Linked DNA regions of Homo sapiens: regions 1 and 2 are each linked to region 3. Evidence: chromatin contacts called from ENCODE Hi-C or POLR2A ChIA-PET data. All regions are on one chromosome and are shown on one strand. Each heading gives the region's core, a stretch centred on a gene start or an enhancer-like site at or near the end of the contact. The rest is flanking DNA. Distances are from core to core; before and after follow the strand shown.

Region 1 (2,700 bases), core at 6-2,505, 34 kb before region 3:
TTCCTTGTAAAGTCAAGTTTTAGCAAAAGACACTGCTAAGTCAGTTTAGCCAGAAACCCCCTCCCCAGCCTCACTATCTGATCAGCTTCCACAGCCTCCAGGTGCTGTCTAATCACCCTGGCCTGTCTTCGGCAAGAATCCTGTTTGGTCAGCATAGCCAGAAACACCCTTAGCCCTGATGTTTCCTCTTCTAATTTTCCATCCACACTGCTCCTTGACTATAAATTCCCAATCGCCCGTGTTGTATTTGAAGTTGTGCCCAGTCTCTACCCATGACTGCACGACCCCACTGCCGTGGTCCCTGTGCCTATCTTGATGGCCCCGAATAAATCTTCCTGACTGTGCTTTAACAAGTATCACTGAAGAACTTTTTCTTCAACGCAACAGAGCCTGCTTGGGCAAGGAGCAGTTGGGGTCCTTCTCTTATGTCCTCTCTTGAAGTTCTCCCTTCAGTGGCCTGGCTATTTTGGGACCCTTGAGAAGGCCAAGTTCCAGATGTACCACAGGAAAGATCTTATTTCAGACAACAAGGCTGGCCAGTCACTCACTGGGCAATGCCATCTCTCAGCAAGCTGGGCTGCGCAACAGAAGTCCTAACAGTCCCCGAGCACCGAGGGTCCTTTCCCAGGAGGGGAGCTACTGATAAGTGTCATTTGCATATATCTGTGTAAGGCAACTCTTAAGAAGGGGAGTGATCTTTCCTGACGAAGGCAGCTGTCTGCACGGCGAACAAACGCCAAAGGCTAACAATCTATGAGCTTGCAGGGGACAATCTCTACTGCTGCGGAATCAATCAAAAGTAAGGACAGATACTGAGGGCTGCTCTGCACTTTGAGAGAACAGACCATTAATTCTGTGATGTTTCTATTTGTGTGCAGGCGTGGGCACCAGGTGGCTGACCCTGGTTTAGCCCTTTCAGGCCCATCAACTGCCTCCCTCCTGCTGAGACCCTGCCCTTGGAGGGCCTCCAGCACACAGGAAAGGCATGGGTGTCACTGTGTCCTTGGGGACATGGGCAGACAGGCATTCTCAGATTAGAACAGCCACGTGCTCAGGGCGGCGGCATTACATTAGCCTGCTTAACTCTCAGGTCACCCAAGAGCAGGAGCAGGTCCAGGCCTCACATTCAGAGCTGAATTCCTGCCGTGAGATGGCCCTGACAGGGAGCCAGCAAGAGGCGCTGAAGAAACCCTCTGCTACTCAGTGTTGAGTCATAACGTGCCTGTGGGCATTCTGTCCACTCACTGAGGTCCTCCTCCTTCCAGCCGAAATCGGAGCCTGCATTAGTCCTGCAGTGTCATTTTTGCTGGCTGCCCAGGGGCTCATTGTTTCTTCCCAGCCACGCACAAAAGCCTCAACCATCTGCACACTCCACACAGCAGGGACCAGCAGTGAGCAAACCCTCATCCACCACCTGGGGGAACATCCTGCCACCCGCTGAGGAGTCCTATGGGGTTACCAAACCAGCAAGGGGCACTCCCTGCCAACAGGGGCTTAGAAGATGGGCTAAGGGGGCAGGAAACAAACAAGAAGCAGAATTACTTGGAAAGCACGGAGGCCCTGAGGGATGGGGAAAGGCACAGGCTCTTCCAGGGTAGACGCTGCCCTAGGTAGGGTCTAAGTGTGATTCGTACCTCTATTTCTAACAGTTCTGTGAGCTTGGGTAATTCTCTTACCTCTGTAAGCCTTCGCTTCCTTTTCTAGAAAACGGAGCTAGCCAACACCTGCCCTGGAGAAATGTTGTGAGGTTTTATAAGGGCATATCAAGAGGGATGCCCGGAAGACTGGCAATAAATGTGAGTTTCTCCCTAAATACGCACAAAATTATGCTTTTCAGACTCCAAAGTGTCAAAGGAATCAAAAGTGAAGGATAGGGCCAGGCACGGTGGCTCAAGCCTGTAATACCAGCACTTTGGGAGGCTAAGGCGGGCAGATCACCTGAGGTCAGGAGTTCAAGACCAGCCTAACCAACATGGTGAAACCCCATCTCTACTAAAAATACAAAGATTAGCTGGGCATGGTGGGGGGCACCTGTAGTCCCTGCTATTCAGGAGGCTGAGGCAGGAGAATCACCTGAACCCCGGAGGCAGAGGTGGCAGTGAGCTGAGATCATGCCACTGTACTCCAGCCTGGGCAATAGAGCAAGACTTTGTCTCAAAAAGAAGAAAAAAAAGAAAAAGTGAAGTACAAAGTGAATCGATGGTGCTAGAAACCAGAATGGTGGTCACTTCTGGAGGAGATGGTAGTGGCTGGGAAGGGTCTCGAAAGAGCTTTCTGAGGTGATGGGAATATTCTCTTTTTCTGGGCAGTGGTAAATGGGTGTATGGCTGTGTAAAACTCCATCAAACCCCCACACTGCCCACTCTGCCACATCCCACCCACACTCTCTGGTTTTAACTGGGAGAGCTGCTGATCCCAACCCCTTATAGCCAGACCCTTCCAGGGCTTGGAGTCCTCAGACAGGCCTTGAGGAGATGCAGCTCCTCCTGGGGGAAGCCCCTGGATCCAGAAAGCCCTTGAGCCAGCCACGAGCTGAGCACCTCATGCATCTCGCTGAGCACCTCGTGCATCTCGCTGAGCACCTCGTGCATCTCGCTGAGCACATTTTGTGCCTCCATTGAAAAAGAGAAGGGGAATAAGACAGGAGAGAGAGGGAGGAAGGAAAAACAACTCTGTCTGCACACAAGACTGTGACAGCAG
Region 2 (2,700 bases), core at 110-2,609, 52 kb before region 3:
GGCATGAATAATCCACCCTTTGTTTAGCATATCATCAAGAGATAACCATAAAAATGGGCAACCGGCAGCCCTCGGGGCTGCTGTGCCTATGGGGTAGCCATTCTTTTATTCCTTTACTTTCCTGATAAACTTGCTTTCACTTTACTCTATGGACTCACCCTGAATTCCTTCTTGCTCCAGATCCAAGAACCTTCTCTTGTGGTCTGGATCAAGACCCCTTTCCTGTAACACAGTCAAACGGTAAGCCAATGGGAAGCTGGGTTTCAGTCTTTGTGAGAGTTTCTCTATTTTCATTCCTGTTCCTTCCAAAGGGTGAGGCCCTTTGGAAGTTGAAAGCTGGCGGCGACTACTTGAGCTCTTCCTTCCTTAGCATGAGACTGCTGGGAGCTTCTCTGCCTCATGAAATAGGCAAATGCCTCAAAATTCAAAGCTCTGCTAACCCTTCTCTCCAGGACCTTGACCCTCAAATCCTCACCCCCTTGGCGGCTCACCTTCAGATAGGTCTTGTTTGTTTTGCCAGCTTTTCTAGCTGCTCCGGATAGGAGGACTGATCTGCCAATCTGCCTTTAGGGGAAACAGCAAGAGATTGCCTCTCAGTCTTTTCTTGAAGCTTTCAAATGCAGGCTTTAGGCCTATTGTGATGCTAATGGATCTCCTCTGCCCTTACTTTGCCCATTCTGCATGGAGGGGGCAGCTCTAGTCCCCCAAGCATGAAAGAAGTTGGGTACTCCCGGTTCTGATCATTACTGCCACCAGGAAGAGCTACGGGGTGAGAGGGGGGATGGATTTCTCCCTAGTTATGTAAGAAACAAGCAGGTCTCACCCTTCATTTTTCCTTTCTCATACAAGGTGAAATACTGCAGTCTCATACGAGGAAGCATGTTTTTCCTGTTAACATTATTTCGATCCTGGTCCTTAGGGAAAAATAAGCCCGGCATTAAAGTGCGGGGAGCACTCACCTTCCCCCACCCCACAGTCTGGCTTATAGTGCTAGAACACCAACCAAGTGGTGACTGGGCCGGACCACAAATGGATGCGGATGCGGTCAGCTCCCGTTATGAGGATAGAATTCTAATCAGATTGTGGATCCGATTACTTCTGACTCATAAATCTCCCTGACTTTAGAAAACAGGGATATCTTATTTATTGGAGGAATGACAGTGTGAACAGAGGCGTGGCTGCGTTCTCACCAGCTGAGATAAACGCCGACCAGACCAGCACAGACATCCTGTGCTCGTTTCCTTTACTTGGTTTTTCAAATAAAGCCTTTGTGTGTCACTGGTATTGTGAGGAATACGAAATAATGAAAGAAGTGATTCTTCAGGTGAGTCATTCTATTATAAAATGGAGCCCACCGTCAGGAACTGCTCCCTGAGAGAGCAGGACAGGATTTCCCTGCGCGGGGAGTGAAAGCAGAAGGCGCAGTCACGACGCGCCCCCTACTGGTCAGCGAGGAGAAATCCCTCACCTCAGGTTTCAATTAGTGCGGGTGAGTCCTGAATTAGGAACCTCAGACCTGAGGCCTGGTGTGGTGGCTCACACCTGTAGCCCCAGCACTTTGGGAGGCCGAGGCAGGTGGATCACTTGAGGCCAGGAGTTTGAGACCAGCCTGGCCAATATGGTGAAACCCCGTCTCAGGTAAAATAACAAAAATCAGCTTGACGTCGTGGCACACACCTGTATACCAGCTACTCAGGAGGCTGAGGCAGGAGAATCGCTTGAACCCGGGAGGCGGAGGTGCAGTGAGCCGAGATGGCGCCATGGCACTCCAAAGAATCACAGAACTGGCCAGGCACGGTGGCTCACGCCTGTAATCCCAGCACTTTGGGAGGCCGAGGTGGGAGGATCACCTGAGGTCAGGAGTTCGAGGCCGGCCTGGCCAAAATGGCGAAACCCCCCTCTCTACCGAAAAATGCGAAAAGTAGCCGGGCATGGTGGTGCCCAACTACTGGGGAAGCTGAGGCAAGAGAATTGCTTGAGCCAGGGAGGCCAACGGAGGTTGCAGTGAGCTTAAGTCGTGCCACTGCACTCCAGACTGGGTGACAGAGAGGAACCTTGTCTCAAAAAAAAAAAAAAAAAAAAAAAAGAAAGAAATATTACTGAGAATCACAGAACTGAAGTGGAATTCCATGAATCCAATGGAATTACATTAAATTCCATGAGTAGGAATCCAATTCCATGAATGAAATTTCATGAATCCAATGGGATTCATGGAATTGCTGACACACAGTGAGATACTAAGGAGGCTAGGAGGCTAAGATGAAGAGCCCCTGTCTCAGGACTCCAGGGCCTAATTTAACAGCCACAATCTGCCAAGGTCAGAGGTAGCCTTAACGTGTACTGTACTCATAAATCAATCTCCCTGGAGATTTCAAACCTTCAAATTGCTTTGGTAAAGCCTTAACTCCTTTCAACCTGAGGAAGTCGATTGAAGAAAAAAGCCTTAGCTCTAAAGAAAGATTTTGAGTTTCTCATTCCAGTGGACCACAAAAAAATAAAAAAGAAAGAAAGAAAAATCGCATTTGTGCAAAATCAACCATTTACATTTTATACTAATCAGTAAGTTATTCTTGGGCCTCGTGCTTGTTTGTAAACACATGCCTTCTCTCTTTCATTCTAACTGGAAACTTTATCCTTAAATCTGTTCGTGCAATAATTATGAAATGTAATTTTATTTTTAAACAATATATTTTCTTTTGT
Region 3 (2,700 bases), core at 14-2,513:
GCCTACCTAGTTCCATTCTTAACACAAGTTGGTGTTGATTAAATATTATGAAATGAAGGAATTCACTTGGCCCTCCTGCTGAATTATAGTCAATGGCAGAATTAATTCCCTACCCTTTTCCAAAAGGTGTCAAAAAACTGGCAATGATGGTTATGAGAATTGCTTTTTCCTAATGGGGAGTCAAGTTTATTATTTTCTATTTCAAAATACATCCTTGTAAACAATTCAGATAATGCATAAAAATACAAAAAAGAACATCTGTAATCTCATTGCCCAGAGATGAGTTGAGAAATGAAATAACATTAAATTGCCACTGACTGTAAAATGTAGTGTATTGTTATTGCCACATTATCAGATCTTTCCTTGCTCTTGAACTAAGACCCTCATATTTATTGAGTGCTTGTTGTGTGTTAGCCAGTGTGTAGGATCTGAAATACAAAGGTAAATAAGGCAAGCATAGGGTATTCCTGGCTTCTGGAAGTGTCTAGTTAGTTCTCTAGGCCAGGTGGGCATGGTGGCTCATGCCTATAATCCAGGTGCTCTGGAAGGCTGAGGCAGGAGAATTGCTTGAATCCAGGAGTTCAAGACCATCTTGGGCAATATAGTAAGACCTCATCTCTATAAAAAATCTTTTGGGCCGGGCGCAGTGGCTCATGCCCATAATCCCAGCACTTTGGGAGGCCAAGGCGGGTGGATGACCTGAGGTCAGGAGTTCGAGACCAGCCTGATCAATGTGGTGAAACCCCATCTCTACTAAGAAATACAAAAATTAGCCAGGCATGGTGGCGGGCGCCTGTAATCCCAGCTACTTGGGAGGCTGAGGCAGGAGAATCGCTTGAACCTGGGAGGTGGAAGTTGCAGTGAGCCGAGATTGTGCCATTGCACTGCAGCCTGGGCAACAGAGCAAGTCTCCGTCTTAAAAAAAACAAAACAAAAAAAAGGCCGGGCATGGTGGCTCATGCCTGTAATCCCAGCACTTTGGGAGGCCAAGGCAGGTGGATCACGAGGTCAGGAGATCGAGACCATCCTGGCTAACATGGTGAAACCCCGTCTCTACTAAAAATACAAAAAATTAGCCAGCCATGGTGGCACGTGCCTGTAGTCCCAGCCACTCAGGAGGCTGTCTCAAAAAAAAAAAAAAAAGTTAAAAAATTAGCTGAGTGTGTACTGTGGTGGTACATACCAGTAGTCCCAGCTACTCAGGAGCCTGAGGTGGGAGGGTTGCTTGAGCCTGAGAAATGGAGGGTGGAGGTTGCAGTCAGCCAAGATTGCATCACTGCACTCCAGCCTGGGTGACAGAGCAAGTCCCTGTTTCAAAAAAAAAAAAAAAAGGAAAGAAAGTTTTCTAGAATCAAAGCTTTTACAGACTCCAGTGTTTCTGCATCATCTCTTGGCTGCTGGACACAGGTTCTTTTTGCTGTGCTTGAAAACACGTTTTTCTTTTCCCAAGCTGTGGTGAACAAACCCCTCAGAACATTTCCCCAAAGCCATTTCCATTTTATAGAAAATGTGTTGTTACATTTTGAAGGATTCTTTTCATTACTTCCCCTGGGTCCCTCTGGAAACTTGGCTTCAGTTTAATGATTTTCTTGGTTGTTGTTGTTTGTGTCTAAAGATCACATTCTTCTACCAGGGAGCAGCTGTTTACCCTGACAGACCAAACTGGTTTAACTTTATTACTTTTCACTAATGAAAAGAAACATTGTTCTTAGTAAGTAGAAAGAATATTTAACACCATTTTCCTTATTTATGTTTGGTTTGTTTGTTTGTTTGTTTTCTAGAGACAGGATCTTGATCTGTTGTCCATCCTGGAGTTCAGTGGTGCAACCATAGCTCACTATACCTTGACCTCCTGTGCTCAAGTAATCCTCCTGCCTCAGCCTCCTGAGTAGCTTGGACTACAGGCGTGCACCACCACATCCAGTTGATTTTCTTATTTTTCATAGAGGTGAGGTTGCTCAAGCACTATGTTGCTCAAGCTGGTCTCAAACTCCTGGCCTCAAGGAATGCTCCTGTCTCAGCCTCCCAAAGTGTTGGGATTACAGGCATGAGCCACCACATCCGGCCTTATATTTTGATTTTTTAAATGTTAATAATTTTTAAGTACATAAATGATATATAACACATACGCTTGTTTGAAAATGTATTTAAAATTTAGGCCAGGCATGGTGGCTCACGCCTGTAATCCCAGCACTGTGGGAGGCCAATGCAGGTGGATCACCTGAGGTCAGGAGTTCAAGACCAGCCTGGTCAACATGGTGAAACCCCATCTCTACTAAAAATACAAAAAAATTAGCTAGGCATGGTGGCACACACCTGTAATCCCAGCTACTTGGGAAGCTGAGGCAGGAGAATCGCTTGAACCTGGGAGGCAGAGGTTGCAGTTAGCCGAGATCGCACCATTGTGCTCCAGCCTGGGCGACAGCGAGACTTCGTCTCAAAAATAAAAAAATAAAAAATAAAATATTAAACAATTGAATAGAGGAAGCTTATCATCTAACAAGTCTTGGTCTGGCCTTTTTGTTGTTGCTTTCTTTTTATTTTATTTTATTTTATTTTCCATTGTCAATATTCAATATAATGCTGCTTTCTTTAGGGTTTTTTTTTTTTTTTTTTTTTTTTTTTTTTTTTTTTGAGATGGAGTCTCACTGTGTCACCCAGGCTGGAATGCAGTGGTAAGATCTCAGCTCACTGCAACTT

The links. A loop is a pair of places that touch in the nucleus more often than their neighbours do. ChIA-PET counts read pairs that join two places held with the same protein, here RNA polymerase II (POLR2A). Pooled maps may share reads with other maps.
Region 1: POLR2A ChIA-PET joins it to region 3 with 14 read pairs in BJ. The contact joins two enhancer-like sites. POLR2A ChIA-PET finds 5 or more read pairs at or near these places in 13 of 52 experiments (A549, AG04449, BJ and 10 more).
Region 2: a loop to region 3 is called in a pooled map of adrenal gland, with 1.9 times the contacts of the local background. The contact joins two enhancer-like sites. A Hi-C loop is called at or near these places in 1 of 50 pooled maps. POLR2A ChIA-PET finds 5 or more read pairs at or near these places in 9 of 52 experiments (B cell, CD4-positive, alpha-beta T cell, CD8-positive, alpha-beta memory T cell and 6 more).

What each region holds. Positions count from the first base shown.
Region 1 is chr10:119,666,451-119,669,150 of GRCh38, reverse strand. All of the region lies in intron 1 of BAG3 (BAG cochaperone 3), which reads right to left. Among named protein-coding and RNA genes, the nearest start is that of BAG3, 16 kb to the right of the region's middle. RefSeq lists a silencer at 609-790. Within about 2 kb of position 1,255, at least 26 of the 41 ENCODE cell types and tissues checked have a DNase peak (open chromatin) inside an H3K27ac peak, as active enhancers do.
Region 2 is chr10:119,685,395-119,688,094 of GRCh38, reverse strand. No RefSeq gene overlaps it. Among named protein-coding and RNA genes, the nearest start is that of BAG3, 35 kb to the right of the region's middle. RefSeq lists enhancers at 1-522, 523-1,459. Within about 2 kb of position 1,359, at least 15 of the 41 ENCODE cell types and tissues checked have a DNase peak (open chromatin) inside an H3K27ac peak, as active enhancers do.
Region 3 is chr10:119,632,919-119,635,618 of GRCh38, reverse strand. No RefSeq gene overlaps it. Among named protein-coding and RNA genes, the nearest start is that of BAG3, 17 kb to the left of the region's middle. RefSeq lists a silencer at 1,195-1,395. Within about 2 kb of position 1,263, at least 2 of the 41 ENCODE cell types and tissues checked have a DNase peak (open chromatin) inside an H3K27ac peak, as active enhancers do.